Regions from separate parts of the Homo sapiens genome. Here region 2 is linked to region 1. The links are chromatin contacts, found by Hi-C or POLR2A ChIA-PET in ENCODE. All regions are on one chromosome and are shown on one strand. The core of a region is the stretch at or near the end of the contact, and the rest is flanking DNA. Distances in the headings are between cores, read along the strand shown. Region 1 holds the start of ZNF503-AS1 (ZNF503 antisense RNA 1). Region 2 overlaps LRMDA (leucine rich melanocyte differentiation associated).

Region 1 (4,345 bases), core at 1,343-3,842:
TAACCCTTTGCATTTGGAGAATGTAAAGAGATCTGTAAGCATCCTAAGGTGGAGACTTCTGTTGTCATGCTGTGGTCCAGGAAAGTCCTGGACTTGCCCAAATTCTCATGGCTGCGACTAGAACCCTGGCTTTTACTGCCAGCCCAGGGCTCTTCTCTGAGCCCTCAGGGACAGTGGGGAGTGGGCCTGGCAGGGGTGGTCTGTATGTGACAGGAGTGGGGGAATGCCCCACCTTCACAAGGACGCAGTAGAGGCTCAATCCTAAAAAACACAGCCCAAACCAAGTCCAGAGAGGATTTGGAGGCTCCGGGGAGGAGCTAAGAGGTTACCAGCGTCTCCTTTGGGAAGTGGGTGAGAGTCCATCCCACATGCCTTATCTGGGCAGATCTCATTTCCTGGTGGAGGAAAAGGAGGAGATCTTTGTGTTTCTCCTCTGTTTTTTCCCTTTCAGACAGACCAGACATCAGATCTCAGTCAGATAAATCCAGCTGAAAGAAAGGGGCTGAGGCCAGGGCTGGCACAAAGAAAAGGATCCCTTGCCAAAGTCACACAGGAAGATACTCCAAAAGACCCTCGCCCAAAGAAGAGGGCGGACGGGGTTCCCCTGGAGCTCCCTTTCCCTAAGGGCCTGGCGTTGGGCTTTCGATCCTAGTTCCACATGAGGTTTCATGTAAATGATTGTATTATTATTATTTTTTTGCATGGGTGAAAAGTCACAAATTATTAACGCTGAATTTCAAAGACTGCAGTCTTCTCACTCTGGGGTGGCATCTCTTCACTGTTCAGGCACGGGCAGCCTCACAGAACGGACGTGGCCCAGACCTCACTTGACCTCTGAGAGGCCCTGAAGGCAGTCGCCCAAGGGCAGGGGCAGGGGACAGGGCGGAGGGGGAGGACACTGAGCGGAGCGGGGAAGGAAGAGAGAGGAGGGGTGGGGAAGGAGAGGAGGGGCGGCGGGGAGCCCGGAGAGAAAGAAGGGAGACCCCGGAGAGGAAGAGGGGGAGGCCCGGGAGGGCGCGCGGAGGGGGTGTCAGCGAGGGGCCGCCTGTCAGGGTTCTATCTGCGCGATGATTGATGCGGGCCCGGGTTTTTCTGTCAGCCTGTCACGGCGCAGGAATGTTTAATGTTCTCATTATTGGTTACGCTGTTGTGTATATTTCTCTGTCAGCACCGCGGACCCAGCTGAACTGGCAGAGCACTTCAAAGGCCTACGGGTCATTCATCATCCCCATGACGCTCCGGCAAATGCTCAGCTTCAGCCCCGCGCCAGGGATTTGTTATGACTTGCGAGCCGCCTGACAGACAGGGCTGCGGCGGCCGGGAGGGGACGCGCGGGAGGCGGGCTCCGGGCCCTTCCTGTCACGCCGGGCCCGCGACTCCGACTCGGGGGGCAGGCGGCACGGCGCGGGGCGGGCCCGCCTGGGCGACCCCCGGGAGGGGTGGCAGGAGGAGGCAGGGGCGCGCCCCCTCATGGGCCCCGGGGCGCCCTCACACCTCTCCCTGCAGTCCCGCCCTCCTCCTCCTGGCGGGCGGCGGCCTCTCCCAAAGTTGTGCCGCAGACCCAGAGGTTGAGGGGGGGAAAAGCGAAACTTGCAACCGTCCAGGGCCAGGGAGGGGCGGGAGCTGGGAGCGAGAGCAGGAGAGTATCGGAGCTTTGTTTCCTTTCCCAGGCCGTGACATGATTAATCGTTTTCTTCTGATCTAATTTTGGAACATGAAAAACAGCACATTTGTCTTGAAGAAAAATGATGTGCCGAACTGCGCAGATGGAAATTTCGAGCAATGAGAAAGATTAAAGTGAAACCCCACTCCTTAGACCTAATCATGAGTTGTAGATTATTCTGTCGGCCCAGCCAGATGGTAGCTCTGATTCCACAGCCCCTTCTTATATTAATGAATACTCGACTGTTATATTTGACTTAGGTAAGTGAAATGTCTATCAGAGCTAATGGACTGCCAGCCAGCATAACACATGTTGTACCGCTAAGGGTCCTTCTGCATTTTTCATGTTTTATACTAATGTAGAACATTTTGTTTCCTACTGTTTTTCATCATTGTCACTGTTTGCTAAATATTTTCACATGGAAGGGGGGAGAGAGAGAGACAAAGTCAGGAGGAAAAAGAACCCCCCTCCAAACTTGTGTCCAAAGCTAATTTCCTCCCGTTGGGCTTGGCTATAACTCTACAAGTAAAACAGTCACCCCGAGCAATACGTACAGGAACTCAATAGTAACGTGATTAAGTTCCTAGTCAACAAGACTACACTCGACTGTATGTTAACAAACCTAATTATAGCCCCGTGGTAATAAATTGGGCCAGGGCCCTGGCTGCACATCTCTGAGGTCATGTCTAGGAGAGCTGTTTGACCCTCTTGTCTCAGGGAAGAGAATTGTCCTGGAGAGGGGTCCCTGTCTCAGCATGGTAGAGGGGCTGTTTTCTCCCTGACCTAGTTGTCCAGCCCCTGGGAGGATGGGTGGATGCCAGGAAGCATTTCAGAGCGGAAGGTCATCGGCATGAGAACTGGGTATTAGGATTTGCTGGAGGAGACCGGAAGGGCAGTGGCTTCTGAGCCATTGGCCCCTTTCACGTTGTGAGTGGCATCAGGATGTCTGAGAGGAGAGCATGGTGTTTTTGCTTCATTGGATCCATGCAGGTCTTGGAGGGTGGTGGCCCACTCTTTCTGGGCCAAGTAGAGGGTGGCTCAGACACCCCCCCTTCCTCCAGGCTTCTCATCTGTAACTGGTGAAGCCCGGAAGAGCTTGTTGTTCAAGAGGAAATCTTGTGTTACTTCTTTATGAAGGACTCCAGCCTGGTGGAGATGAATGAGTCCTGAAGATGGAATCGAAGCTGTTTGGGCACAAGTAAGCTGGAAGGGGTTGAGGGACATTTTCAAGGAGTGATGTCTTGAGAGAAAAATGGAAAGAAATCCACAGGCAGAAAAGAGATATCTAGATATGAAAACATGGGGCAGGGGGAGGGAGAGAGAGAGAAGAGAATGCAGAGAAAGAGAGAGACATACAGGAGAGGACGTGTAGGTACCAACAGAGGAGATGGCCCATGAACTCAGAGGAGAAACTCTTCTTGCCTCAGCCAAAGTGAGCTTCCTAAAAAGCCATTTTGACCCCTGCTAAAAATTCTCTCCTGGCTGTGATTCCTACGGGAGTCAGTTGCAGTGTCTTGGCTGGGAATAGGTGAGCCTCTCCATCTACCCCCAGTTTCTCTCTCCAGCCTTATCTCTCACTTGTCCTCAACTGTGACCTTGCCCTTCTGCCACATGAGCCTTCTTAGGATCCCCAAGAGTGCCAGCCTCTTTCAGAACAGTGTGATTTTATCTGTGTTTATTTCTGTCTATCCTACTCTCCTGTATTCTTTCCCTGGCAAACTCCTACTCATCCTTCAAGACTCAGCTCTCAGATCTCCTCCTCTGTGACATTTTCCTGACATTCCCAGGAGGCATTATTCATCCTCTGACCCCCACCCCCGACTCTAGCTAGGCTGCATTGAAAAATGTCTGTGTTTACAAGTCTCTTGCTCTACACCTTCCTTCCTCTACAGCTATTCCTCTGCTCATTCGTTTACTCATTCAAGAAATGTACATTAAGACCTTACTGTGTGACAGATATTGTTCTAGACACTGGGGATTTAGCAATATACAAAATCCCCTGCCCTTCTGGAGGTGTATTTGTGGATTTCATTCATTTCAGTAGCTGTATTTGTGGATGTATTAATGAGGCTCTTTTATAGTAAGAAACAGAAACTTGCTCAGGCTAGCTCTAGAAATGGGTATTACTGTAAAATGGTGGCAATAAGGAAGGCAGAAAATCTCACAGAGACCCAAGAGCAGCTGCACAGCTGAGCTTCACAGCTTCTGTAACTCGTTAATTGGCTCATTCATGGCCCTTCCTAGGCCCATGTCATTTAAGAAACTTTTTATTGTGATATGAAATACATACATAAAAGTGCATATATCACAAAAGTACAGCTCAATGAATTTTCACAAACTACAACCCATAAAGAGGTGAAGAAACATAACATTCATTACCCCAGTACCTCCTATCCTCCTTTATTTCATTTTTAAGATACATTCTCATCCCAGCTTCTCCCCAACTGTTTACCATGTGATGTTTTGATTTCTGTTTTCACTGGATTCATTTTATAAACAGCTTTATTTAGGTGAAACCTACATACCGTAAAATCATCCATTATAAATGAACAATCCAATGATTTTTTAGTAAGTTTATAAAGAGCAACCATGATCACAATCCAGTTTTAGAACATTTCCATCATCCCAAAGAATCCTCCTGAGTCAATTTTCAGTCAGTACTCAGTTCCAGCCCCAACCCCA
Region 2 (4,167 bases), core at 1,344-3,843, 250 kb after region 1:
CAAACAGGCTTTTCTTATTTCCACTTGGCTGGTTTCTGTAGAAAGATCTTACCTCCCCACTAGCACTCTGCTCCACTATTTGCTGGATGCCAATATAGGTAAAGTCCCAGTCACCAGGGGAATTTGAAACTTTCACTCCCCCAGACTGAATCCCTTAGTTAAATGTGTTCTCATATACTTTGAATATTACTTTCTTGCAGTGCTTATCCCACACTATTGTAATTAGTTGTGTATGTGATTGTCTTCCCAACTGTAAGCAGCTATTACTCATGTTTGGGCCCCTAGTGTTCAGAAGAGTGCCTGGCATCCAGTAAATATGTAATGTGTTTATTGGCTAAAAAAGTAAAATAATTCCCTATGTGTTACCTGGCTACCTGTTATAAGAACTAGAAATTATGGTGAATGCAGAGTCAATAAACTCATTGCTTTTACAGGAAGAGCTTAAAACAAACTTAGGGAAACAAGTTTTGTTGTTTTTTTTTTAAAAAGGAAAAAAACAGTTTTGGATCTGCTTTAGGGCACTTATAAGAAGAGTTTTAACAACTGTTGGTTTAAATAGTTGTTGCAGGAATGAGAACTCTTGCAGGGATTGAATAGCCTAGGCAACCGCAGCATTCAAACCCTGGTGGGACGGAATTCCCAGAGGCCAACTGGGTCTTTCCTGGATTTGAGCCTTTGTCCCAGGGCCTTATGAGATACTTTGTCCTCCATAAATTTGGAGCCGATTTGGAACTAGCTAGCTGTTTTTCTCCCTGCTGAATTAATGTGCTGTTCAGCCTAAGCTCAAATATGAAATATATTAAAAGCAAACTAAAAACAGGTCACCGTTTTGCCTCTAATGTTATGGGAATATTTGTTTTTAAGTCATCTTTTAATACTCCACAAATCTTCCCCACAAACTTTTTTTTTTTTTTTTTTTAAGCAGAGACTATTTTTCCCAGTGCAAAAGGCCATTTCTTAAGTCCTGATTTATTCAGAAATTTACATGGAGAAAATGGCCCCAGATCCCACACAAGTGAAATTTATTTTTTAATCTGGGGCACAGTAGGGAGCCCTGAGAAATGCGTTTTCCTCCAGGATTGTAGGAGGAATACATAGTGTTTGTTTAAAGCATCAGGTATTGAGAAATGTAATGGCAGGGTGAAAAGTTTGACCTCAGCTGCCAGATCCGATCTGCTAGGGGGTAATTGAGTTGCCATGTTTTTTTCCTCTTCAGTTTAAATCAAGTTTTGCTATAGCCCATTTAAGTGTCAAATTGGTAGCAAAACTTGACAACTTCAGGGTGCAGACTTGCTTTTGATGAGAATTTACATGCAAATCATTTTTGCCTTGAACTGTCAACTCCTGTTTCTGATACTCTGAGGGGGACATGTCTCTCCCCACCTCTCTCTCCCCAAGCCAAAGGGGATGTTGGCTAATGTTATTAATCAGTGTGTGGAAGAAAAATTATCTTGATAAATATGGTGGTTAAACTATATTTTCCCTTTTGTATGTCAGCTGTTGCAGCTGGGCATTTAATCTCCTTTTACCTAGAAGGAAATCAAACAATTATCCAGCGCTTGATGTCAAAAAGAAACTAGTGAATGAGGGTGGAGGGTCACCAGTGTATTGGAGAATGGGCTTAAGCCACCAAAACCTGACAAAGGGTGCTGACAGTCTGCATTTTCTTGGGCATTAAACAAAGTCTTTGGTAACTTTAAAGAATCTTTCCTTGCATGACTAAACTCATTGAGGGGGTTAGAGAGAAAGCTGCCTCAGAAGTCTTAAGCCTGAAACTTTTTTTTTTTTGGTTTTTCCCTAAACCCTTGGGACGCTTAAAAGCACGTGAGCATGTGTAGCTCCATCATTCAGCAAGACAAAGGAGTGTTTGCACTTTCACAGAGTTAATAATGACAGTAGCAAGTCTTTCTAGTTTCCAGCCATCCTGTTTAGCATTCCTAGTCATCTTACCTTCCTGAAGAATTTAATTGTGATTGATGCTCTGTCTCTCATTTCTTCTAGACAACCCCACTCTGAAAAGCAAGAAAATAGAGGGACCCAATAAAAAAACAAATAGAGAAAAAGAAGTTTCTAGAACTCACTGCAGATTAAGAGAGCTGATTGCGAATATTTATAATTATCTATTGTGGAGCCAAAACATTTAGTGAAATAGTACAAGATTTTTGTTTCTAGCCAGCCTAAAATTCCTTTCCATCACTACACCCCCAATGGGGTGAGAATATCAAACATGTCGTCCTGTCAAGATGACAGCCAGCGTCATGTCATATGGGAGACACATGCAGGCCTGACTTGAGAAATCAAAGAAATTTCAAGATTGGTTTCGCTTGATCCAACGTGGCCCCATTGCAGGCCCTTCGGAAATCTCCTCTACCAGGCCCCTTCCTGCCACTGTCCGGCGCAGCCTGCCTGTGTGCTGTGAAATTTTAATTGAATTGTTAATGACACCGAGGAGTGACACAACACATGAGAAACTTCCAAGAATCAGTCAGGAGGAGCCCTTTTTCTTACTGTTACAAAACAGAAGACACTGGGAAATTGACAAGTCCAAGCGCGAGGCCAGGGTAGTAATTGATAGCAGGCTGCCTAGAGCCAAGGTCCTTCCCTGGTAATTGCAAGCAGAGGCTGCCTCTCTGATCTCACCAGTGGTGCTGGCCATGCCAGAGCAACCCAGCTTTGACGGATTGCTTTCCCGCAGTAATGACTTAGGCATGTTCCCTCTCTCGCATGAGGCCATGGGTCCCTCCCACTGGAGAAAATGAGCTGAACATTTTGCTTCTTCTTTAACAGGGCGCTGTTAAAATAACTCTATTCTATTATATAAGCCCTGTAGTGCCAGGGGCTAAATTTATATGGTTATAAACAAGAGATATTACTTTGGAATACCACAATACTGTGTTTTGCTATTTCTTTAGGATTTCTAATGGTGTTTTCAAAATAATGGATTTTACTTCAAGAAAAAAAAATGGAAGTGGGGAGGAGGAGAGAGGAAGGATCCCATTTCTGAACAAAACCCTCGTCCTATTTTTAAATTCCTCTGTGTACCTTCCCTAATTCACCAGCCCAGTATTTATTTGTATTTGTGTTTGTTTTGCTGGCCGGATTTGACTCTCTATGGGAACATCAGAAATATTATTTACTCCAGGATTCTGAAATAAGATAGATATTTTATTTCATGTTTTTTAAATTCTCCAAAGATTTATTTTTATTTTTTTCCTTTCCCATTTCTGGACATTGATATATTTCAGAACTTTTGTGCAGCTTTTCCTCCCTCCCTACACCTCCTCTCCCTTCTCCCCTTACTCCTTTCTTCCTGGAATGTAATTTTGTCTATGAAACATGACAGTAAGCTGAAATGTCCCTGATGATTTTCACTCCTCTGGATTTTCACTCCTTTCAGTGACAGAAACTTACTAATTCTGATACAAGTGTCGCTGAATGTGCTTCCTTGCTGTGGCTTGTGCTTTCTGGCATGTTTAAAGTTGGGGTCCCTCACCCCACCTGTGTCCATCGTTTCACACCAAGAACCAACTTCAAAGGAGTGCCAGGGACATCCTTAAAAACTCAACTACAGATTCACTTCAGAAATGAAGCTTCGTGCACATGCGTTTGTGTGTGTGTTTGTGTCCATGTGTGTGTCTTCACACTCATTTGATAAGTTTTGATGGTGAACCTACGAGAAAAGATACAGATTAGTATTAATGGAGCTTCTGGGAGAATAGGTAGAGAAAAGATTTGGCTGTGTTTATTTACCTTACATTTAGTCCCTAACTCCCTACATTTATTGTTAATTGGTAGTACATATTTAGAATTATTCTTAAAAAATGAAGGACTAAATGATGGTAGGTTTCTAAACTATCTCACAAAATTTATTTCTGCAAAATGAAAAGGATTATTTTGGGTAAGTGGAATTTTTTAGGCTAGCCTGGGAACCTAACCATTATAGCATTGGATCTACTGGAAAAAACCTTCAGAATTCTGACTTGGATATAGGGTGCTCGAAAGACAGTTTTTCTTGTCTTCCTATTCACTGCTATGACTTAGAGAGGAAGGTACTGCCTCTTGCATGATCCCAGCTGTCAAAGAGTTGGCCCTCCCCTGACCTTAAGCACTGGGGCAAGAGTATAAACACTTCCTGCTGCATTGCTGTAATGTTATTCTTTTTTTGTG

Evidence for each region. Hi-C counts contacts between places; a loop is a spot of excess contacts on that map. ChIA-PET counts read pairs that join two places held with the same protein, here RNA polymerase II (POLR2A).
Region 2: a map of ascending aorta shows a loop between it and region 1 (2.3-fold over the local background). The contact joins the enhancer-like site here to the promoter of ZNF503-AS1 in region 1. A Hi-C loop is called at or near these places in 1 of 168 maps with a recorded cell type or tissue (ascending aorta). POLR2A ChIA-PET finds 5 or more read pairs at or near these places in 1 of 52 experiments (activated CD4-positive, alpha-beta T cell).

Annotation. Positions count from the first base shown.
Region 1 is chr10:75,293,791-75,298,135 of GRCh38, forward strand. ZNF503-AS1 (ZNF503 antisense RNA 1) reads left to right here and starts at 2,593. Exons shown (of 4, transcript NR_038226.1): 1 at 2,593-2,861. It also overlaps a transcript of ZNF503 not described here. RefSeq lists silencers at 1,294-1,403, 1,424-1,473.
Region 2 is chr10:75,540,503-75,544,669 of GRCh38, forward strand. The region is part of intron 2 of LRMDA (leucine rich melanocyte differentiation associated); the gene reads left to right. Among named protein-coding and RNA genes, the nearest start is that of MIR606, 9.9 kb to the right of the region's middle. Within about 2 kb of position 2,594, at least 4 of the 41 ENCODE cell types and tissues checked have a DNase peak (open chromatin) inside an H3K27ac peak, as active enhancers do; they include ascending aorta, where a contact is called at or near this core.